Linked DNA regions of Homo sapiens: all the other regions are linked to region 1. A link is a loop called in an ENCODE intact Hi-C map of the cell type or tissue named here. Cell type or tissue: heart left ventricle. All regions are shown on one strand.

Region 1 (8,000 bases):
TGGAGCAAGGGTGCTTTATAGAGCAAGAGTTTCTAAATGGATCTGGATGCTCTGGGGAGAGCAGAGAAGGTGTCCCTTAGGAAGTGACATGTGCTGAATGTCAGAATCCAAAGGGTGAACAGGAGTTGGTCAGGCAAAGAGGGAAGAAAGGGTGTTTCAGGCAGAGGGAACAGCACATGCCGAGGCCCAGGGGCAGGAGAGTCTTCATGCCTCTGAACCCCACGTACACTCCCTTGATAGCACATTTCACAGTTGTAATTTGACATGAATTTGAAGGCAGGACAGACTCGTGGTTGAATGCACAGGCTATGATGTCAGACTACATGAGTTCAAATTCTGGCTCCATGCCTACTAGCTGTGTGACCTTGGGCAAGTTGCTTGACCCTGCTGTGCTTGTTTCCACATCTGTAAAATGTGGGGTGATAACAGTAACACCTAACTCAGAGGGTTGTAGGAGTTGATAATTTATGTAGGCAAAAACAGCTCAGACAGCACCTGGCAGGTAGTAAGTGCTCAGTAAATGTTAGCTATGCTTATTTATTTATGTGAACTTCTTTTTTTCTTTCTCCCTCACTAGACTGTAAAGTCTGCAAGAGCAAGGCTCCAGGTCTGTATGTGTGAAGTCCCAGCACAGTGTCTGGCCTGTGGAAGACCCTTGATCAATGTTTGTAGAGGGAGTGAGGGGACTGCAAGGTCAGTGTGGGCAAAGGGAGCCAGGGGGAGGTGGGGAGGGTTTGGGGAGGTGGGAGGGTTGGGGGAGGTGGGGAGGGTTGGGCTAGAGAGGCTGGGTAAGCTAGGCAGGGCTTTGCAGGCCACAGGAAGGGTTTGGTGTTTGTAGTTAGAGCAGTGGGAATGTTTGAAGATTCTGAATCAAGGGGGCAGGGGATCTGGTTGGTATTTTGTAAAGATGACTGGGCTGTCAGTTTCAACATCAACTGAACCCCAAGTATATGTCAATGTTATATTAGGTGCTTTGTTAAATGCTATTTCATTCATTTTATAAAATGATTGTGGGAAATAGGCAGACAGCTAAGAAAATGAAAGCTCAGAAGGATTAAGTAGTTTGCTCCAAATCTCATAGCTGGAAAGTGCTATAGAAATGGACTGAAGATCTCTTGTTTTTGTTTTTTATAGAGACAGGGTCTTGCTCCATTGCCCAGGCTGGAGTGCAGTGGTGCAATCATAGCTCACTGCAGCTTTGTCCTCCTGGGCTCAAGAAATTGTCCCACCTCAGCCCCCTGAATAGCTGGGACTTACAGGTGTGTGTCACGATGCCCAGCTAATTTTTTCAATTTTTTTTTTTTTGTAGCAGAGATGAGGTCTTGCTAGGTTGCCCAGGCTGGTCTTGAACTCCCAAGCTCAAGTGATCCTCCTGCCTCAGCCTCCCAAAGTGTTGAGATTACAGGCGTGAGCCACTGTACCTGGCTTGAAGATCTCTTTAGCTCTGTATCAGTTAGAATATTAGTGCAGCTTCTATAACAAAGACTTTGAATTACCAAACACTTAAATGTGGCCATTTGTTTTTGTCTTACTTGTATTATAGCTCTCCCCTATGAAATTAGTCAGGACCCCAGGGCCCTTCAATTTGATCGCCCTGCCATCCTCAATATGTGGTCCATTATGGTTGCTCCAGCTCCTGCCATTACAACTGCATTCTAGTCAGTGAAAAGCAGGAAAAGAGGAAGGAGAGGGCGTGCCCTTCTCTTTAAGGATGTGGTACATTTACAGTATATACATTGTTTCTGCTCAGATCACAATAGCCAGAACTGTCACATGGCCTCAACTAGCTGCTGGGAAATGCCATTTTTATACCTTGCAGCCATGAGTACAGCCATACTTCTGGGGAGTTATTAGTAAAGGAGGAGAGGAGAGTGGGTATTGGGAACAACTGGAAATTTCTGATTCATACTCCAACATGTGCTGGAGGGAAAGATTTAAGAGTTATATTAGATACCATATGGGGAGGGGGTAGCTGAACAGCTTGAGTCCCCCTCTTTCATGGGAAGGGGGGGATGTGTAGGGATGGGTACCAGGGGCCATGTCAGTGTATTGAGATATCTTGACCACTTCCTCCAGTCATACTGCAGACTGGTCCAGGGATGAGTTCGTGACTCAAGTTGGGTCAGTTCAAATGCCCCCCTTGGACTGGAGAAAGAGAATGAGAAAGGGTCTGGGGTTGGGGTGGGTGGCTGCATGGAGTTCTCAACATTATCTCCAGGGAGGTGACTGCCTCTCTGCATGGCCTCTGTCCTCGTGCTTACTCCTCTGCAAGGTCAATCTGTCCATTCCCCTGTATCTCGGGCACAGAGGACAAGGCCTGAGGCTGCAGGGCAGAGCTTTCTATGCTCCATGTGTGGAGTCTAGAGACTGCAGAAAGAGCAGCTTAACTCACAGGGCCACCCAGACTAGACGGTGGACATCTCTGAGGACAACAGACTGGATGACCAGGTGGGCCTGTCTCCAGGCCTTGGTGCTATCTAAGCTCCAAGTGTTAGATACAACCTAAAGTTTCTTGCTAGTGCTGCAGAGAGGGTTGTGTGATGTAGAAAATAGAGACATAGGAATATTGCTGTGCCTTTGCAGGCTGTGAGTCATCCTGACACAGAGGTACTGTAGACAGAGGAGAGTCGTGGGTGGAAGCAGGGGAACATTGCTGTGTAAGGAGAAGGGAAGGAGAGGAGGAGAAGGTCCTGTGAAGAAGACAGAGGTCTCAGAGAGGAAGGAGGAGGACCTAGAAGGGGTGGTGTTTTGATGGGGAAAGGAGCTTTTCTTCTTTTCTAGAAGGAAAGAATGGCTGGTCAACAGTCCAGCCACCACCTTAGGATCAAAGTTAGTGAGCCCCAGAAGAAGGACACTGAATTTGGCCACAAAGAAATCATCCTTGTCCTTTTCTTTGGGAAAAGAGCGACAGCATCAGTAGGGGGCAGGAGGCTGAGGAAGTGGCTTAGCACAGCGTCAGGCTCATGAAAGTCTCACGAGATTTGTAGAGTTGGTGAACTGATGAGTGAATAGGAAGTAGAGACACAGCAAGTATAGACAGCTCGGAAGACCTTGACCCCCACCCACCCCAATCGACGTGTTTTCCTGGGCTTTACTCTTTGCTTCCGTTAGTCACTTTGGCCAAGGTTTCTCCTGCGTAGACGTCAGGATGGCGAGGACAGAGGCCAGGAAGGAAGGAGATGTGTCCCAGAAAGCTGAAGCCCCCTCCTGGGGCAGCCTTTTGGAAGGAGCTTCTGATACCTAACCTGGATCATTCCTGCTGCAGTATCAGCAGGTGTCAGCCGGGGAAGGAGAAGCCTTCTGTGAATGACAGTCCTTCAGATGACTAAAAACAGCTGAACTCTATCCCAAGCAGATATAAGAGAGGTGGAGATCAGGTGAGAGCCGCAGCTGGGTGGAATTCAGGGCAGCGTCAGCGTTCTGTGTGTGCCTGGTGCTGGGTTACAGCCGTCTCACTGCGCTTCCTCTTCTCCGATTCCTGCTCCAGGATCTCACCCTCCCCAGCCTCTAATAACCCCAAATCCTGGATTGGTGTTTGGGAGACCGTGGCTGGCCAGGTAAACAGGGCAGGCCGGGAGCAACAGCAGACACTGGAGGGAGGGAGTCGGGCCCTCCTCTGGATGAGTATTTGGGACCGGCAGGAAGGGCAGGTGGGGGAGGCTGAGTTCGAGGTTTCCCCCTTGGGGTCTCCTCTCTCCTGTTTCCAGTCTCCCCCGTCTCCCTTTTCAGCGCCTCCTCCCTTCCAGCCCATCCTGTCTGCATTTGCCCTCTGCCTTCCCTCCTCTCTGTCCCTCCGTTTCCCATCTCATCTGCCTTCTGTCTCCCAGGCAGCCTCCCCCAAGGCCCCACCCCGCTGAGGCACCTGTAGGCAGGGTTTCGGCAGGAGCTGCTGCCAGTGGTCCTCAGGGGAGGATGGACCTCCCTTTTCAAGAACTTCTGAAAACAGGAGGGGCCTAAACTTGGACTGGGGAGAGCTAAGGGAGGACTTTGGGATGTCCATACAGGCAGGGATTCTGTGACCCTTTGGTTTTCTTCTCCCCCGCCAGTTAAGGCAGAGCTGCCACGGGCTACGGCTCCCTCTAGTGGCCAACTTGGGAACCGCAGCCACTCATTGCCTTTCCTGGAAGCGGTCACAGTGGGCAGTAGGCTGAATCAACTGTCCAAGGGCCTGAGAGGCACAATTAATAGACAGCTGGAAGCCGAGAGTCTTCAGGTACTTAGAGACAGGCTGATTATTAAAAGCTTCAGTACAGCGGTGAGGACGGAGACCCACAGTCTCTGTTCCCATTATCAATCATCCCTCGTGGCGGATTGGACCTGGCCCAGATTTTCTCAATCATTTCTCAATGACCACCACTCAGGCAGTCAGCAGTGGCAGGAGCCAGAGAGCTCCAGGGCTCCAGGGTGTGGCTCAGCAGAAGGGGCACTGGACACAACGGGGCCTAGGCAAGATCCTTCCCCTCTCAAAACCCCCATGTCCCGTTCTTTGGGCCTTTGGGACCTGGGTGTCTCTGGGCTGCCCTCTCACAGCCCTGCATAGCCCATGCCCTAGTGCTTGCTCGCTGAGTCTGCAAGGCCAACCTGTCCATTCCCCTGCAGCCGGCCTGCTGCTTGGCAGGGCAGGTGAGCGCCTCTCCTGTGGCAGACGGTGCAGTGTTCAGCTCCACTGGACCTTTCGGGTGATTTGACCTCTGGAAGTTCTATTCCACTCACTCTTGCTTCTCCCCTTCCAAGTGACTACATTCCTAGAGGTTCTAGCACCTGCGGAGATGGAAACAGCTGCTCCCCATCCTCCGGGATCTGGGTCAGAGAACCTGAAATGCAGGCATCTTTATTTCCCAGACTCAGTTATTAGACTTCCCTCTTTTTCAGAGTCAATGACCCCCACAAAAAGAGTGAGCATGAACATCAACCTTTCTCCAAGGACACCCAGGCTCTGATTTCACTGAACTACCCCAAGTCTCTATGAACGTGGAACTGAATCTGACTGATTGAAAGTAAAATTAAAAAGTAAATAGTCCTCTTTTCCCTAAAAGGAGTGGTAGTGGGTGCTTCTGCAGAGGTAGGATCAAAGCACTGAGAAGCCTATTAGAAAACAAGGACAGTAAAACACTCTCTTTTACCTGCAGGCAGAACATGGGGGCAGAGTGCCCAGGCAGAGCAGGATTTGCCTTCACATCCATCCAATATGGGCCCAAGTGTCAGCTTTGCTAGTTTCTCACTTATGTGATCCCGGACAAATTATTTGACCTCTTGTTGCCTCAGTTTCTTCGTCTATAAAATGGGCCAGTAATAACTAGCTGACAAAGTTATGTGGATATTCACAATTCTGTGTATAGAATGCCGAGCACAGTGCTCATGTGACATGGTGGGAGGCAAGTAACATTTACTGGCTGTCTATGATACTGTTGGGCCCTGCATGAGATGCACAGGATGTCACTTACAAAAAACTCAAAATGGTGGCCGTGATCACTCCCATTTCACAGATTAGAAAACCAAGGCTCGGAGAAGGTAAGTAACAACTCTGTTAGTAAGTGCTGCATAAGGATTCAAATCCATCTCTATCTGCTTCCAAAGACTTTGGGCTTATCCAGAATGGTGTAGATAGTGTGGGGGTAGGAGCATGCTGGGGTCCAGGTCTTGAGATGGTGAGAGGTGACAACGTGCTAGCAGCCCTCGCTCCCTCTCAGCACCTCCTTGGCCTCGGCGCCCACTCTGGCCGCGCTTGAGGAGCCCTTCAGCCTGCCCCTGCACTGTGGGAGCCCCACTCTGGGCTGGCCAAGGCTGCAGCCGGCTCCCTCTGCTTGTGGGGAGGTGTGGAGAGAGAGGCGCGGGCAGGAACCAGGGCTGCGCGCTGTGCTTGCGAGCCAGCGTGAGTTCTGGGTGGGCGGGGGCCCGCACTCGGAGCGACCAGCCAGTGCCGCTGGCCCTGGGCAGTGGGGGGCTTAGCACCTGGGCCAGCAGCTGCAGAGGGTGCGCTGGGTCCCCCAGCACTGCTGGCCTGCCCGTGTTGTGCTCCAATTCTCGCGGGGTCTCAGCTGCCTCCCCGAGGGGCAGGGCTCGGGACCTGCAGCCCACCATGCCTGAGCCTCCCCCGTCCTCCCTGCGCTCCCACCGGGCCCAAGCCTCCCCGACGGGCACCGCCCCCTGCTCCGTGGTGCCCGGTCCCATCGACCGCCCAAGGACTGAGGCGTGCAGGTGTGGGGCACGGGACTGGCAGGCAGCTTTGCCCACAGGCACGGCATTCACTAGGGGAAGCCAGCTGGGCTTCTGAGTCAGGTGGGGACTTGGAGAACTTTTATGTCTAGCTGGAGGATTGTATATGCACCAATCAGCACTCTGTGCCTTGCTCAGGGTTTGTGGATGCACCAATCAGCACTCTGTATCTAGCTTATCTGGTGGGGACTTGGAGAACTTTTATGTCTAGCTAAAGGATTATAAATACACCAATCAGTACTCTGTCTAGCTCAAGGTTTGTAAACACACCAATCAGCACTCTGTGTCTAGCTCAAGGTTTGTAAAGGCACCAATCAGTGCTGTGTCTAGCTAATCTAGTGGGGACTTGGAGAACTTTTACTTCTAGCTAGAGGATTGTAAATGCACCAATCAGCACTCTGTGTCTAGCTCAGGGATTGTAAATGCACCAATCAGCACCCTGTCAAAATGGACCAATCAGCTCTCTGTAAAATGGGCCAATCAGCAGGATGTAGGTGAGGGGTGGTCAGATAAGGGAATAAAAACAGGCTGCCCTAGCCAGCAGCAGCAACCCGCTCTCTGCTTCCACACTGTGGAAGCTTTGTTCTTTCGCTCTTTGCACTAAATCTTGCTGCTGCTCACTCTTTGAGTCCGCACCGCGTTTATAAGCTGTAACACCCACTGTGAAGGTCTGCAGCTTCACTCCTGAAGCCAGCGAGACCATGAACCCATCGGGAGGGAGGAACAACTCCAGATGCGCCGCCTTTAAGAACTGTAACACTCACTGCAAAAGTCTGCAGCTTCACTTCTGAAGCCAGTGAGACCACGAACCCACCAGTTGGAAGAAACTCAGGACACATCTGAACATCAGAAGGAACAAACTCTGGACACACCATGTTTAAGAAGTGTAACACTCACCGCTAGGGTCTGCGGCTTCAAGTGTACCAAGAACCCACCAATTTTGTACACAATGGCAGAAGTCATTGAGATCAGAGAAGAGTGGGACAAGAGGAGGGGTAGCAAGGACAGGCCTTAGAGAGAAGAGGCTCAGGGCCCGTGACATCCTGGTGACCAGCTGTCTCACTGTGCCCTTAGCAGGTGAGGCAACTGATAGTATTGGCTGGTCCAAAGATCCAGTGACAGAGAGTCTAGGACAGTCCCCCAAGAGGCAGACGAAGCTGGACAAGGGCTGCATTGGGAGGAATCCAGGCTGCACAGGGAAGCAGGACCTGAGAGGTAGCAGCACCACTTAGAAGTGGGGATGGTGGGAAGCTGAGGGCCAGCATGGGGCCTTCCTGATCAGCCCAGGGCTGGTGGAGCCCCCAGGATAGCACCAGGGAGTGGTCACCTCACTGGCTCTGGAGAGGCTGGGGATGTCCCTAGCTCAATAGGAGAGAACCTCGAGGGGACGGGTTGGGGGAAGGAGAAGCCTAGAACTTGAGTCAGCCAGATGCCCAGCTGTGGCCCATGAGGCCAATCACCTAGTGCAGGGCCCCCTCCTTCCTTTAGAAAGGGGAGTAGGGGGTCCACCTCCTTCGTATGTCCGCTCTGGTCCTGGGTCGAGCTGTTGGTTTTAGGGATGGCGGCTGTAGAGGCATTGGAAGGGGGATGTCGCCCTCTTGTGGTCGGATGGCTGTGGTGCAGAGGAAGTGCCCATTGCTGCCGCAGGCCTTCCCAGTTGATAGAACATTTGAACTTCTTTCACGTATCAGGCTCCCTTGGTGAGCGATGTCCCTGAGCCGGGGACACAGGAGGCAGAGGGATGGCTTTCTCCGGAGATACTGTGGGGCTCTAAGGGTCCCAGG
Region 2 (8,000 bases), 160 kb before region 1:
AAGCTGTTGGTGGGCCATTTTCCCCCGACTCTCCTTCCCTTTCCATCCTCTGCCCTGACACTATGGTACAAATCTGAGTAGGAAGCTGGAATGTGGAAAGCCCAGCACTTCTCCTTCCCGAGGTGGGGATGTGCAGCAAAGGGCCTGGCGCTGTGCACATTTCTGCACTTTGAGAGAGGATGCAAATGCAGATGCATGCCAATGAGATGTCATAGAGGACACAGTGGTGAGCAGGGGGTGCCCCTACTCCTGCCTCCTTCTGGCCTGAGTTTTAAGGATGAGACATAGAAGAAGACCTGACATTAGGAAGGAAGGGCAAGGATGGGGGGCTTCAGGGCAGCAGCGTGAATGTGGCTTCTGGGGTCATCTCTGGAGTGAGCCCTAGTGAGGAGGCCCCACTAGGGGGTGATCCTGAGATGGAAGCACCCTGGGAGACAGCCCGAACTCATCTCTAGCTGTAGCGGGGAGGGCATGGTCAGAAGAGGGAAGGTACAGCTCAAATGCATAGACATTGCATGCCTAGAGTGGCCCCTGGGGCCTGGCTCCCTATGGGGTGTGTTGGGCCTAGCAGGATTCAGAGGCCCAGAATAGCCTCTGCCCCAGGACATCTTGGGAAGGAAGCAGAGCGGTGCCCCAGTGGCCTCTCCCCTTGGGACCTGGGCATGTGGCCCTTCCTTCTCTGTGATGGAGGGGGAAGAAGAGAGTGAGGGCCCAGGGTGCTAGAGGAGGCGGCTCCAGTAATTGCCCCAGAGACTAACACTTCCCACCCATCACAGGAAGAGTTGGGGAACCGACCCCTCCCTGCTGGGAATCTTGTCAGCTTTTAGCGCAGCTCAGAGGAACTTCACCTTAGTGCTGTAAGAACCTGAGAGTCTGGCTCCTTGAGTGTGGGAGTCGGGTGATGTGGTGCCCTCCGGAGGTAGTGCTGGGACCTGGAATTCCTAGTTGTGTTACCTGGTGACATGGGCTTGAGTTGGAAGAGCTGCATTGAAATTCTATCTCTTTCATTAGCCGCTTTGTGCTTTTGCTTAACTTCACTGCTCTGAGCCCATCTCTAAGACTGAGGTGAGAATCATAGGCACTTCCACATTTTCACGCGCATCTGTGTGGAGTGCACATGGGAAAAGCTTGGCGCGGGGCAGGAGCTTAAATGTTGATTAAAGTGAAATGAAGGAACAAATGAAGGCATCTCTGGGTTGAACTCCCCTTCCTGTCCCGGCCACTGAGGGGCCCTGGGTGGGGCTGGGGCTGAGAGGCCAGGGAAAACTGGATTCACGAAGCTTGGACCTTGCCCCATCTTTCTCTTGACTTTCTCCTCGCCTTTCTTCTCTGCTTCTCTGTGTCCTTTGTCCCCTTTCTGTCGCGTCCCTTCTCTTCCAGTGGAAGTGCCTAACTCAGCACCTGGCCCCGACACACACAATTCATTGCTCCCTGCTCTCCTCAATGGCCTCTCTGTTGCTCCAGGCTCTGTCCCGCCACCCCCAGCTCCATCTCTTTCCTCCTTCTGGGTCTCTGTTTCTGACACCCTCTTTGTCCCATTCTCTCTGCTCCTGGCTCTCCTGCCATCTGTTTCTGCAGCCTCTGTCTGCAGCTCACAGGCATCCACTGGGCGCCTGCTCGATGCCAGGCACTGCCATCTCCTTTCTCGGTTCTGTATCTCCTCACCTCTTTTCTCCCTGTCTTCTTTTCTTGCTCCCCCACCCCTTCAGCCTCCTGCCCTCCCTCCCCCAAGTTCCATCGGGCTCCAAGGCTGGTATTATTCAGTTTTATGAGAAACCCCCAGGCCTACCCTTGAAGGGACCAACCGCAACTGGAACCAGATGTGCAATCCTGCATTGGGGTGGGAGGGAGGGAGGTAGGGACAAGGAGAGGAGCATGGGTTGGCTTAAGGAGGTGGGGAGGAGGCTGGGGATGGGAGGTGGAGACCCTGGGAACCCTGGTCCTCAGGGGCTTGGAAGGAAGAGTTGGGAGGAGGGAGCCAGGGGGCTGAGCAGACTTGTTCAGAGAGCAGTTTTTACTGTGTGTGTGTGTGTGTGTGTGTGTGAGAGAGAGAGAGAGAGAGAGAGAGAGAGAGAGCGATGGTGGAAATGACACTGGGGAGAGCTGAGGGTAGATGATGGGCTGCGGGACAGCTCTTAGAATTAAGGAGGAAAGCTGCTCTTTTTCTGTGAAATCCTCTAGCTTGTTGACTTCCTTTCTTAAGGTTTCAAGGGACTTGCTGGGTTTATAGTTCTATACCCAGGTGCTGGAGCAGGCAGGCTGGAAAGAGGGGTGATGATGGGGTAGGGGATGGATAGTGTAACCTCCAAAGTCTCCTGAGAGTGGCTGGAGGAGGGGTCTTCCAGGTCGCCCCGTCTCCCAGCCCAATCTGTCACAGACCTTTGTGGGATGTGTCTGGGATGTCCTGGGTCCTAGCAAAGCCTGTGTTTCTGCCTGCGATTATATAGCTTCAAAAATAAAAGTCTTCATATGAGTATCTTTGGTACAGCCTAGTGCTGTATTAAGCATTTTAAAATGCCCTTTGATTCAATCATGAACTGATTATCCATCCATCCATCTCTTCATCATTCATTTATTCATTCCACACTTATTGAGACTCTACTATGTGTCAGCCTTGTGCTGGGCACTGACCAAATGAGGAAAGGGGAAGGGAGACAATGAACAAATCCCTTATCGTTCCAAAAATGGGAGCCATAGAAGTGCACCTGACCCACTGCATGTCAGGGCGTTAGTGAGCCGCGGAAGCCCCAGGTGCTCAGAGGAGGGGACAGTGCCCACCAAGTGGTGAGTCTGGAGAAGGATCCAGGGAGGATGGCTTCTGAATTGAGCCCTGAATGCTGATAGGGAGGAGAGGGAATGGTGTACGAGAAAGGCCTGACCGTCAAAGTTGGAGGATGGAAGGAGACAAGGTTGGAAAGGCTGGGATGTTCCACTGCAGAGCTTGGACTGGAAGTAGCAGGCAGTGGGGAGCTGGGACGCTTTGATGTCCGTTGGGATAATACGGATGTGGGTTGGAAGGAAGAGAAGGGGAAGATGGAGGATTCTGCTGTTCCGGATACCTGCTAGTGGGAGGGGTTCTAATTTTATAGCACAATCCCCACATCCACCTCTAGAGAGCTGAAACTGACCCGGGATCCCCTAACTTCCCTCATCTAAGCAGAGCTGACCCAAGCCCCAGAGGAGCCCTTAGTCTGCAGTGGGGGTGGCAGGTAGGGGTTAAGGAGGATAATGTTGTTGGGGTCACCTTTGCCGTAGAGTTGGGACCAGTGAGTGGGAGACTTGGTTTGAGGCTGGGCCGACGGCTAGGGAGGACTAGGCCAAGTGTCCCCATAGTCCATCTGCTTTCACCATCCTTGCCATTTGTGGACAGCATCCACACTCTCACAGATTGAGGCTGCTGTTGAAGCTGGTGGGTTCTGGATGCTGGAATTTGGGACTCAGAACCCAGACCCTCTTTCCAGCTAGGAGAGGACGAAATCTTGCTCTGGAGGCAGAGGATGAGTGGAGCGATGCTTCTATCTCTGCCCTCCCCATATAAGGTCCTGAGAAGCTGTCCTTCTCTCCCCTATCCCCAAGGGTTTCATTGTCTCTGACTGGGGGCGAGGCAGCCCTCCAAAGTACTGGCCATCTCCCTGTGGCTCTGGCCCCACATGCTCCAAAATCATATCCCCTCTCAGGGACTCCCCTGTCATTGTACTTCTGGGGAAAACTGAAGCCTGGGGAAGGGTTTGGCTGAATTAATAAAATTAGTGTGTGTTAAGACCGGAAAAGTTCTTAAAGACCTTTCTGTCGCAGAGGAAACTGAGGCTCGGAGGTGCAGGCCACTGACCCAGATGCGGAAGAGAAGGAAGGGCCTTTCAACCTCTGGATGTCTGAGTGGTGTGGAGCTTGGCTGTGGAGCCAGCCAGGTTCAGGTGTGAGGTCCTCCGCACAGTCCTGCTTGGACTTCCACAAGTCACCTCTGTGCTCCGAGGTCACGATCTTCAGCTATAATAACCGGGTGATTAGAAGACTAAGTGAGAGTTAATAGTCTTTAGTGGCCAGCATCTGATAGGTGTGTAGCAAATAACTTTTCCCCTTCCTTTCTAAATAATCCTATCTGCTTCTTCACTTTTATCTTTCATATGGTGCTCTAAACTTTTCACATCACTTCCCCCATTATTTTTATCATGGAAAACTTCATGCATGTACAAAAGTTGAAATGATTATATGGTAAACTCCTACAATGAACACTTTGATATATTTGCTTTATCACATTTCTGCCAATCCATCTTATTTTTTGATCCATTTCAAAGAGAGTTGAAGCATGTATTTCATTAACTGGAGCTCAGCTTAAATGACTTTTGAATGTACAGTCACAAATGTCCTAACTCAGCCCAGAGAAAACAGCAGAGATTACTATCTCACATTTGACAGCTAAGAAAAAAGCAGGTTCAGAAGTGAGATTCCTGGCCTCCAGTCACAAAATGAGTTGGAAACAGCGGAAAGCAGAGTGCTGTAGAAAAGCTGAGAGTTGCTATATTATTATTATTATCATCATCACCATCTCAGCAAACATTCTTCTCCACCCAGAAGCCCTTTGGCCATTTCTCTGCACCTGCGTCTTTTCTATAGAGTCTTGACCCCTCCCTGCCCGCTTCCCCACCCCTGTCCCCCAAGCCTTCTGGCCCTTCCCGTCCTGTCCCCAGGGAAGCTGCTGGGCCAGTGGCTGAAGGAGGGGCAGCCACATTCCCTGGTGATCTCCTGCCCCAGGTGTCTGTGCCCTGACACGGCCTTCCCAGAGCCAGCTAGAGTGCAGCCAGCAGAGCACTGCAGGGGTTAAAGGAGGCCATGGCTGGCGGAGGGGGCCCACTGCTGGCTGGCTCCGGGAAGGAGGCGGTGCACTGTTGGCCCGCCCCCTGGGCTGGCCTGGGAGGGAACCCGACTAGCAGAGCCCTCTGCTCAGTTGCTCCCAGCAGTGGCCCTGGGACCAGCTCTGCTCCTTGCACCCCGCTCCCTGCCTGGACACAGGCTCACTCGCTGCCTTCTTCTGGGGGAAACCAGCTTCTTGCCAGCCACAGCTGCTGCCTCCGCCACTGGCCACCGCCCCTGTCCTGGGAGTCCCTTGGCCCAGACACCCACCTGACTTAGTGGCTCCTCTGCAGGAAAGGTGAGTGAATGAATGTGCGTGTGTGATGGTGTACGTGTGTGTGAGTGTGCGTGTTATATTTGTGTGTAGAGGGAAATGGAGCCGGCCAGGGCTGCTGGGCTGTTGATACTGATGCTGTCAAGACCACAGATCAGATTAGGAGAAGGTGAGGTCAGCCTGCCTGTTCCCATGTCTCTGGGTCAGGCAAGCTGTTCAGAGGCCAACCTTGTCAGTCCCCTGTCTTCAGATGTTTCTGTGGTTCTGGCAGGGATGTCTGGGGTGCGGCTTGTCCCTGCTCTGAGAGAGCAACCAGTCAGAAGGAGTTTCGTTTGCTGGGGAAGTTGCTGGTGTCAGTGGCTGCTTGGGACTGAGGCCAGCTACAGGAGTAGGGAGGGACACAGGGACCAAGGGAGGGGGAAGCTTGGGAGTCTCTTCTGCTACTTGCCTGCCCATTGCAGGGGGATGAGTATTTTTTCTTCTTCATCTCTTTCCCTGCCACCCACTTGAGCTGCTGTGAGGGCACCTTTCTTCTAGGGGCTCACTTAGCTCCCTGAGGTCTGACCTTGGCTGCAGGGAGGGGCTGGCAGGCCTGGCAAGGTTAGGGTTCAAAGCACTTTTCCCATCTCCACTCCTCAGTGTGGGCCCTGCTCCCTTGCCCATGGGCACAGACTGGCAGAAGTGCCCCCTCTGCCCTCTCCAACCACTAGCCCTTACTCCTTCCTCACCCCTCTGGGCAGAAATGGCTAATCCAGGTGGTTAATGAACAGACAGGGGCAGCTGCCTTCCCCCTGCTCCTCCCTCTCCCCCCACCCCTCCTGTCCTCTGACTCTGATGCCCTGCCTGCCACCCGTTCCCAGGCTGGAGAATCCATACAGAGCTGACCTCAGTGTCAGTCCCCCAACCCCCAATCCAGGACTTGGGCCAGGACTGCCTGCCCAGATGTTTTAGGCTGGCTACTGTTCTAGAAGAGGAAACTGGGTGGGGGTGATAGGGGGGACCCGGAGAAGCCTGCTGTGCTCCCAGGCTGGGCTCCCTGCAGGGGAGGGGATGGGGTTGGGGGATAGGATGGGTGCTGGGTGGGGAGGAGATGGAGGAGGAGGGCAGGCAGGCAGGCGGTTGTGGGGGTGAGAATAGGAGGGGGACCTGGAAACTAGGGTGCCAGGGTCTTTGGAGACAAGGGCTTCTCTTCTGGAAGTCCCAGCTGCCTCTTCAATGTGGCAGCAGTGGGGAAGGTGTAGGGGGAGCACCCTCTCTTCCCCTCCTGAAGCTGCCTGGGGTGGGTGGAGACCATGGTGGCTCACATGTGACCTCAAGTTGCACCTGCCCCTGCCAGCTGGTGGCCACTCCTGTAAGCCTGAATACAGCTCTCCTTGGACCTCAGTACTTGCTATAGCTGGGGCACCCCTTGCCTGAAACCTCTGGCCCAGGGTTGTGGAAGGGAGTGAGGGAGGATGTGGATTGAGATGGAGAGGTTGGGGGGAGAGACCCGAATGGGATCAGCACTGGAGACCCAACTTGGGGTTGGCTTGGACTCTGCTGCCCATGGAGGGCAGGGATTTGGAGAGCAGTGGGCTGGACCAGGCTGGGGAGGGTCTCGGCCAGTCCGGCCGAGCACCAGGGCTGGGAGCCAGCACTGTAACCAGGAGCTGAGGGTTCTTGGCGGTGGAGGAGGCAACCTGGGACCCTCTGCTTCCAGGCGCCTGGCCTTGAGCCCTTCTGGCTCTGCTTCCCCATCCCTCATCCCATGCTTCTTCACACTTCACTTCCCGCAAGGCCCCAGTGAAGAATTTCCCAGGGAGGTGGTGGTGTCCAGGAAGTATAAGCACAGAGAACCTGGTGGCCAGGTGGAGCGGGGCTGGGTTGGGATGCTTATGGGTTCAGAGAAGATGTTATTGTTTTGCAGACCAACTTCTGGCCTCTGATGGGCTGTGGCTGAAGCCTTGGAGTTTGGGGACCCTCAGGCTCCTGTTTCTACCCAGATAGGAGCAGGAGTCAAGGGGGGCCAGAAAGAACTTTTGTTTGGTCTAAGGGAGAGGAGCCTCAGAGGTGGAATCTTGGCTCAGGTGAAGGAAGAGCTTCCTAAGGACCCTGGTGGGTCAGCAGGAGGATGGGCTATCTTGTAAGGTGGAGAGCATCTTGTACTGGGGGGAGTTTAGACAGAGGCCGAATAAGGGCTTGGAAGGATTCCTGGGCTGGGATGTGGTTAGAGGCGATGACCTGGATGGTCTCTTGGGATGCTGAGGGCCTGGGATACTTGGAGTCGGGGAGTTCTCTGACACCAGAATGGGGGATCAGGAAGCTGTGTCCTCTGGCCTGGGGCGTGGGCGCAGACCACTCGCAGGGGCCCCCTCCTTCCTGCCAATGTGTAAGGAACCAAGAGCCCGACGCTCTGCCCTGGCACTGTGCCCCTCCCTCACACCCGTGGCTCAACTGCCTACCAGGTCCGCACCCAGCTGCTTCCTGCAAAGGTTCTGAGGTTCTTCCTATGCCTCCTGGCCCACTCTGCCCCTTGCCTGTGGTGGGCTGCGTGACAGTGTGGAGTTGAGGGGACAGCAAGCACCACAGGCTTCACCCCCAATCCCTGCAGTTAGAGCCCATGTTCCCTGTTGAGGGGCTCTGGGGCTGGTGTGCAAGGACCGGGGGTGGGTGCTGGGATGTTGGGCATCTTGAACCCCTGCCCAGTTTGGCCTCCCCAAAACAGGCCTCCCTAGCCAGCCTGGAGATAGTAGACCAAGGGCAGTGCCAGGATCTGAGATGCAGAAAAACTCAGGCATGGGTCTCATATGAGCCTCAGTTTCCACATTTGTAAATAATGCGGGTTGTCCGGGCAGCATCAAGTGGCTTGCATAACTGGCATGGGGTGAGGGGTGCA
Region 3 (8,000 bases), 98 kb before region 1:
GTAGAATCTTCTGTGGAGGGCCTGCCAGGAGGCTGTAGTTTTAGGACTTCGAGCAACCCAAGTCAGTCTCACCTTTGCTTAATGATAAGCAAAGATGAGGCTGCACCTTTACTGCACTCCTGTACCCCTACTGTGTGCCATGAGTGCCAAGCTCTTTATGGATATTCCCTCACTTCATCTCCATAGTCACCTTTGAGGAAGGGGCAATTATCACCCTCATTTGATGGGTGAGGAGAATGAAGTTCAGAGAGATTCAGGAACTTGTACCAGGACACGGGGCTCATAAGTGGTAGACCTGAGCTGGGCTCCCAGGCTGCTGAACTTTAAAGCCTGGGCTGAGTGCGGCCCTGCACAGTTGGAGAGATGCTGAAACACTCTTTTCCTGAAAGCTTCTCGGCACAGGATGGCAGGGGGAAGAGGCTTGTCTTCCCTCCAGGACAAAGGTGCTCTTTGGCCAGAGTGCTCTGCAGGTCTGAGGGAGCAGGGGTGGGGAAAACAAGCGGCTCTTGGATGCAGGAGTTGCCTCTTTTGACCACCTGTCTCTCCCTGCAGTGCGGACCAGGCTCTGGACCGGTTTGCAATGAAGCGGTTCTATGAGGATAAGATTGTGCCCATTGGCCAGCCATCCCAAAGAAGGTGGGTCTCTGGGGCTCACAGCCCCTTGCATGTATGTGTGCACTCACTCTATGTGGGGACTAGACTTGTGTACTCACAGGGATGGGATAGCTGTGCCTAGGTGGGGGTGTACCAGGCGCAAGTTTTCAGATGCCAGCCTGCAGTGGTGTGAGCTCAGGCACACAGGAGAGCCCGGGAGCCAGCCTGTGGTGTGTGCCCGCAGATTGGCACAGCACTTGACTCTGAGGCCTGTGCTAGAGAGCAGTGCAACCTTCATGGGGAAGCATGAGTCTGGGGATAAGAAGGCGCTGGTCTAGGAAGGCATGTGCTGTTCTTGGCCCTGGAAGCAGGATTGCTTCAGTGCTTGGATGAGTCTACGGGAGACTGCATCACTGCCCCCTGCTGTGGGAGGTCAGACACTCATGATAAGGGTCACCTTCTGTTGGGAGAGTTTAGACAGTTTTACTGAGAGCTTTCAACCACATGGTCTCATTGGAGTCTCACAATAGCCCAGGCAGGAAACAGGGCAGGGATGGATTTATTCATTCAGCAAAATTTAAATCATCTACTATGGCTCCAAGCACTGAGATATCTGGGTGAACAGGAAAAAGTCCTTTCCCTTGGTGAGCTGATACCTAATGAGAGAGATGGACATGAAACAAATAACCATACAAACAAGACAGTGTCAGACAGCAATGAGGCTAGGAAGGAAAGAGGGCACTGCAGACACGAGAACTGATAGGGGAACGGGGCTCTTTTAATAGGGATGGTCAGGGAATACCTCTTAGAGGGGGTGAATTTGAGCCTAAACTGGAATCACGGTGAGCTATCGTGTGATGATCTAGGCATCCCATTTTGCAGATTAGAAGCTGAGCCGAGGGAGGGGGCGTGGCCATGGTCTATAGTGAGTAGTGGCAGAACTGGAAAGTACGTGAAGGCCTAGTAATGCCTGGGCTAGGGCAGTGCCTCCTGGTTGTGTGACCCACTGTCCTGAGGGATCCTGCTCCGTGGGTGACATGTTGCTCAAAGACATCTCATGCACAGGAAGGCACAGGCAGCATCAGGGGCAGGAGGTCTTTGGGGGAGGCTGCAGCCAGGATGGTGGGAAACCCAAGCCCAAACTGGAGACCTGGATGGTGGGACGCAGGCCCAGCTCTGTTTGCTGCTGGGAGTTGTGGGCCTGCCACCTGCCGTGATGTCAGCACCATTCTGCACACTGGTGACATGGTGCTGAATCCGCCAGGCAAGGGCTTATGGAGCTCAGCTTCTAGTGGATGTTACACATATAAGGAAACAATTCAGATAGTCATGAGAGCTGCAAAGAAAAGGCAAACTATGATGGCTAGAGAGTGATGGGGCTGGAAAGAGGGCTGATTCAAATGGAAGGGCCTTCTGAGAAGGTGACGTGTAACATGAGATCTGGGTGGGGAGAAGGAAGCCTCCAAGTGAACGCACGGGATAAAGGATCCAGAATGAGGGAATAGCACTGACTACAAGGGCCTGGAGGCCAAAGCATCCTATTTGCCTTTTTAGCCCCTGAGCACACTGACTGGGCCAACAAGGGCCTGGAGCTGTGAGTCCTGGAGCTCTCCAGCCTCATCATGCTGAGGGTCCCAACACGTGCCCCATCATCCCACCTTGCTTGGCTGGCTAGAACTGTGCTGTCCCAGCTGGGGGCTATTCCCGCCATTGTAATTGGAAGCCCAAGAAGTGAGTGAGTCCTCAGGTAACCCAGCACCTTATAGTTGCACAAAACAGTTGATAGCCAGCCTCAGAGTCAGCAACCAGAAATGGGATGTCTTTATGTGCAGAAAATTCTGGTTAGGGCCCTGGAGACAGCAGCTGTGGATCAACGAGAGTCTTCTCAGGGAAGAAAGAATGATTGGTCAAGCACTGCCTTGTCAGCCTCTGGCTTGCCATGTGTGTCTGCTGACTGTAATCACGGTGTGGCCTTTGACCTTGAAGGATAAGGATACTAAGAGAGAAGCATGCTGTTCCAATGGCACAGTGTGGCTTGGAGAGAATGGGTAGAGAGTAACATCTCTGAGTCTGAGTAGTGAAGGCCTGAAGACCAGGGATCAGTGTCACCTCTCAGGAATAGGATTATTTAGGGATTCCCTGGTGTATTAGTCCATTTTCATGCTGCTGATAAAGACATACCCAAGACTGGGCAATTTACAAAAGAAAGAGGTTTAATGGACTCACAGTTCCACGTGGCTGGGGAGGTCTCACAATCATGGCGGAAGGTGAAAGGCAAATCTCACATGGTGACAGACAAGAGAAGAGAGAGGGTCAAGGGAAAGGGGTTTCCCCTTACAAAACCATCGGATCTTGTGAGAATTATTCACTACCACGAGAATAGAATGGGGGAAACCACTCCCATGATTCAATTATCTCTCACTGGGTCCCTCCCACAACACGAGGGAATTATGGGAGCTACAACTCAAGATGAGATTTGGGTGAGGATGCAGCCAAACCATATCATCTCGTGTTCAACATATGCTTGCATAGCAGGCAGTTGGGGCGTGTCTGCCTGGCTCCTGTCTGACACTGCCTCTGCTTGTGGATGGGTCACCTCTCTGAGCCCAGATGTGGAAGTGCAACTGTGGGTTTACTATGCATTTATTGCCACCCTCCTGCCTTCTTGTCAGTGTCACTTGCAGGGAATGGAGCAGATGGAGGAGAGGAGGGCAGGGAAAGAGAGAGGGAGGGGCTTTGCCTGTAGCTCTCTCATTCATTGTCACCCGCCTCCGGACTCATTGTCCCTCGAACACAGACACATCCTGTTGGCACGATCCAGAGATCTGATAGGAACCGCTATTCCAGGTTTCCGGCTTGAGTAATGGGGCAGGGGCCTGAATAGGATCGGGTGCTGCCCATCAGATTATCTTACTTGAGTAGTCCGAGGAGGCCCCACCCAAACCCAGGGACAGAGGCCCACAGGCTTGGAGGTGGGCCAAGGAGCCAAGAGACAGGAGGGGATCTTATCATGGTCATGTGGGCTCTAGTTCCACCCTCTTCAGAGAGCTACTATTGGCTCCTGCAGAGCCTCAGAATACATTCTGATTGGTCTAGCTGACTCAGCTTGTCATTCCATGGCCAATCAGAAAAGGGAAAATGCCGACCAATCGACGCAGAAGGACTGATCTCTATTGGGCAGATGACCGATCTCTAGTTTATTGGGCAGATGCGTTGGAGCCCAGACTTCTTTCCTGCTCTCCCCATCCACTTCCAGCTTTGTGTGTTCTTGCTGTGTGTCTCTGGAGTCCAGTGACCCCTCCTGGACCTTATTTATCCTCTCTGTCTAGAAGGAGAGGGTGTGGGTTAGTTCTTCCATTCTTCCAACAGATCTTTGTTAAAGAACTAGGGGATGTTGGCTGGGTGCGGTGGCTCACACCTGTAATCCCAGCACTTTGGGAGGCCGAGGCGGGCTGATCACCTGAGGTTGGGAGTTTGAGACCAGCCTGACCAACATGGAGAAACCCTGTCTCTACTAAAAATACAAAATTAGCCGGGCATGGTGGCGCATGCCTGTAATCCCAGCTACTCAGGAGGCTGAGGCAGGAGAATCACTTGAACCCGGGAGGCAGAGGTTGCGGTGAGCCGAGATTGCGCCATTGCACTCCAGCCTGGGCAACAAGAGTGAAACTCCATCTCAAAAACAAAAACAAAACAAAAAAATTGGGGGAAGTTGACCCTAGAGATAGATACTTATTAGAAGCTAGTTACCTCGAATACCAAGTAAACTCAAGGATACAGAGAGAGGGACTTAATGCACTTTGGTATGATGTAGAGAAAGTGAAGAACTACATTCATTAAAGTCTTGCTCACTATTTGCTAGACTATCACTTGTGGCTACTGGATCTGTGGGCAGAACTGGGGCTGTGAGTATGAGCGCAAGCTTGATTTGAGCTTTGTGTGGGGGTGTGAGGGCGTCAGAGCTGTTTGGTGGTTGGGCCTGCCTTGTGCAGCTAAATGATGCCTGTCAGGGATGTGGGGTGGAAATTTTGGTCCAGCAGGAGATTCTCGGGCTGGGAGTGAAGCAGGAAAGAGATATTCATGTTGACCACCAGAGGGCGGTGGCGAACTCCAAGTGGGATGCTTGACTTGACCCAGCTCTAGGTCTGGTATACCTGCTCACTCTTCCTACCTAGGGCTCCCAGCAGCAGGCAAGCATGTCTGGGAGGGAGGCCTGGTTGGGGAGGGGGACCATGTTGGTTGGGGAGAGGGTAGAGTAGGTGAGTGGTCTAGGGCAATGTTCTTGGAAAAGAGAGAACAGGGATTACTGCACCAGTACCCACCTCACTCCCTGAAGCTGCTTCTCCCACCACTACAGGTACGTGCATTACTTCAGTGGCCTGCTCTCCGGCTCCATCAAAATGAACAACAAGCCCTTGTTTCTGCACCACGTGATCATGCACGGCATCCCCAACTTTGAGTCTAAAGGAGGTACCTGCCTTGAGCCCTCTGACCTCCACCCTTGCCAACTCCTCCCTTTCATCTTCCATCTTCTCTAAGAGGCAACCTTGGGTAGTAACAGACAGCCCGAGAGCTGCAGAGTCATAAGGCCTCCATTGGACTCTCAAGTGTATTGCTTCCTAAACTTTTCTAAGCACCAATCTATTTGCAGTGCCTGCTGGCCAATGATGTTGGATGGGCAATGTTTTTATTAATTTAATTTGCCTTACAAGTGAAAAGTTGGTATTTCTTCCCCTTTCTGCTTCCTCTTTTACTCTTTCCTCTTTTCCTCCTTCCCCTTCCTACCCCGTCTTCCCCCATTTCTTCCTTCCTTTCTCTCTTTCTCCCTTCACTGTCTCCTCTGCCCCTCCTGCCTGCCAGTTTCTGCTGTCTTAGCTAACACCCACCCCACTTTTACAGGATGTCGGCCATTTCTCCGCATCTACCAGGCCATGCAACCTGTGTACACATCTGGCATCTAGTAAGTATTACATGGGCGTGAGAGGCCAGAGAAGCCCAAGGCCCAGGGCTAAGGACCAGGTCAGAAGGTTGGGGAGAGGAGAGAATATTCTCAAGAGGGCTGAAAGGACAGAGTCAGAGAGGTTTCCCACTAACCCTGTGGCGTAGGGGCAGCAGGGAGAAAATGCCCCTCCCTCATCTCCCCTCCAGCAGCCCACTCTTTTTCTGCCCACCTCTCTCCCTTAGCAACATCCCAGGAGACAGCCAGACTAGCGTCTGCATCACCATCGAGCCAGGACTGCTCTTGAAGGGAGACATCTTGGTGAGTGCTGTCCTCTGTGTCAAGCCCCATCCTTGTTTATTTTCTCTCCCTTCTTTTCTTACTCCTTTCCTGCCTCTTGGGACAAGACAGGTACTCCTCCTGGGCTGCCAGGCTTGGAACCATAGGCTCTCAGGGCTCTTGGAAGACCTTCCAGTCTCACACAGTCTGTGTCTCTCACCCTGGGCTTAGCTGTTGTTCTGGAGCATCTCCAGGGAAATATCACTCAGCGTGAGCTGTTACCTCCTGGCTTCTTATTGGTGACAAGGACTCTCTGAATTCTAGCTTCAGTTCTTCCTGCTGCCATTTAAATCCATCTTACTTTTTGCACTCTGACTTGTATGTAGAAACTTCTTGGGAGGACATTTTTGTCCCCAGAGGCCAAGACTGGCCTCCAATTCTCTGCTGTTCTAGAAGTTTCCCCACAGAACTCTGAGATCCTGTTTGGTGTTGATGAGCTCTCCCTCACCGGGTTTGGGGTGAGCCTTGGGGGCTCAGTCAGCGGAGCTGATAAGGAGGCTCCCTGGGACCTGACCTCCCAGCCTCAGGCCCCTGACTGGTTCTGCCCGTCTTCCCACCCAGCTGAAGTGCTACCACAAGAAGTTCCGAAGCCCAGCCCGAGACGTCATCTTCCGTGTGCAGTTCCACACCTGTGCCATCCATGACCTGGGGGTTGTCTTTGGGAAGGAGGACCTTGATGATGCTTTCAAAGGTGCGCTCCTTGAGTGGAGCTGGGGGTGGGCACCCCTGTGGCAGGGAGAGGAGCTCAGTTTGAGACGATATGGTGGGTATGGGGACCATCTTTTCTGGACCATGTGGTCTGTCTAGTCTCAGGGTGATGGTAGGAGAGAGTTGAGAGAGACTTGGGAGAGAGTTGAGATTGGATGGTCTGGGAATTCCAGTTGTTAGTAGAAGTGGAGATAAACTCCTCCCAGTCCTTGGGCTGTTTTATATCTTGCAGCCTTCTATGACTTTCCCTGTCTCTCCTTCATCTTGTCCTCCCAGTTTGTCACATGTGTCCTACTGACAATCATTTTTTTTTTCAACATTCACTGGGCATCTGCTTTGGGCTAGGATCTGTACCAAGTGCCGGGGATACAAAGTAAAACATGGCATGGTCTCTGCCTTGGTGGAGCTCAAAAATCTTGTTGAGTTGGGAGGCAGACTAGCAGGGGATAATTACCCTGCAGGGCAGAAGAGCAGTAGTGGAGGGGTGTGGCAGCAGCAAGGGGGAACCATTTTCTGAGAGGAGAAGAGGTGGTTGGGAAAGGTTTGGTGTTTGCTTTTGCTTCTTTCTTTTATCCATTGGAAGTTTTATCTATATCACATTAATGCCTGGGACATATAAATACACATTTATTTACCCATCTCTCTCTCCATCCACCAATCCATCCTTACACACATCCATCCATCCATCCATCCATTCATCCATCCGTCTGTCCATCCATCTGTCCATCCATCCACCCACCCATCCATCTATGCACCCACCCATTCATCCATCCATTAATCCATCCCTTCATTAATCTGTCCATCCATCCACATATTCATTCATCTGCCCACCCATCCATCTATCCATCCATCCATCCATCCATCCATCCACCCACCCACCCACCCACCCACCAAGCATCACTTGTGTGTCTGTATGTGTCGGGCATGTGCTAGACCCTATAGATATGAACAGAAAGAAGTCAGGCCCTACCCTCAGGGAGTTCACAGTTTCCTCAGTGAGAGACACACAAACATGATACTATGAAGTGTTGCCTGAAGTGATGGAGACACGCACAAGCATGATAGGTGTCCCATGGAGCAGATGCCATCCTTGCTGTAACTTCTTTTCCTACATGCAGTGGGCAGTGATCTGTGTCCAGAGTGGGCTCAGGCGGAGAAAGACTGGACCTGGGGCTTGGAGGAGGGTCCAGATCTCCTTAGTGTGGTCTGGCTCATGTAGAAGGGTGTTTCTTTAATGAGCTCTCCTTGCACTGGAGCCAGAAGATGCCATCATAATTACAGTACAGAATGTAAATGATAACAGTCTTAACAAGGAAAAATAAAGGCATAGCTGATCAAATAAATAAGGGATTGGGCAGAAGTTGAGAGAAGGAAGGGTCACAGATTTCCTCCTCTTACGTAGTGGGAGTCAGGAGATACC

Evidence for each region. A loop is a pair of places that touch in the nucleus more often than their neighbours do. Peaks named below come from ENCODE experiments on the same cell type or tissue, not always from the same donor. Only the 100,000 strongest peaks of a DNase experiment are listed, where the experiment ranks them.
Region 2: a loop joins it to region 1, with 3 times the contacts of the local background. A loop is called at or near these places in 9 of 110 quality-filtered maps.
Region 3: it touches region 1 in a loop (8-fold over the local background); 100 of 110 quality-filtered maps call a loop at or near these places.

What each region holds. Positions count from the first base shown.
Region 1 is chr2:217,785,461-217,793,460 of GRCh38, reverse strand. DIRC3 (disrupted in renal carcinoma 3) reads left to right here and starts at 3,018. Exons shown (of 13, transcript NR_186301.1): 1 at 3,018-3,377. RefSeq lists enhancers at 7,846-7,895, 7,721-8,000. In heart left ventricle, CTCF peaks have their summits at 2,896 (motif pointing right), 3,887, 4,089 (motif pointing left) and 7,816 (motif pointing left); DNase peaks (open chromatin) are centred at 2,970, 4,070, 5,770, 7,810 and 1 weaker place; H3K4me3 peaks cover 778 bases; H3K27ac peaks cover 389 bases.
Region 2 is chr2:217,941,014-217,949,013 of GRCh38, reverse strand. The region is part of intron 3 of TNS1 (tensin 1); the gene reads left to right. Among named protein-coding and RNA genes, the nearest start is that of TNS1-AS1, 34 kb to the left of the region's middle. RefSeq lists an enhancer at 4,405-5,250. In heart left ventricle, a CTCF peak has its summit at 4,851; DNase peaks (open chromatin) are centred at 4,903, 5,473 and 7,376; H3K4me3 peaks cover 3,624 bases; H3K27ac peaks cover 4,125 bases.
Region 3 is chr2:217,883,598-217,891,597 of GRCh38, reverse strand. It overlaps TNS1 (tensin 1), which reads left to right. Exons shown (of 33, transcript NM_001387777.1): 12 at 553-636; 13 at 4,952-5,064; 14 at 5,494-5,554; 15 at 5,779-5,854; 16 at 6,434-6,563. Among named protein-coding and RNA genes, the nearest start is that of MIR6809, 13 kb to the left of the region's middle. RefSeq lists an enhancer at 838-1,132. In heart left ventricle, CTCF peaks have their summits at 1,037 (motif pointing left) and 4,683 (motif pointing right); DNase peaks (open chromatin) are centred at 3,547 and 4,697; H3K27ac peaks cover 3,676 bases.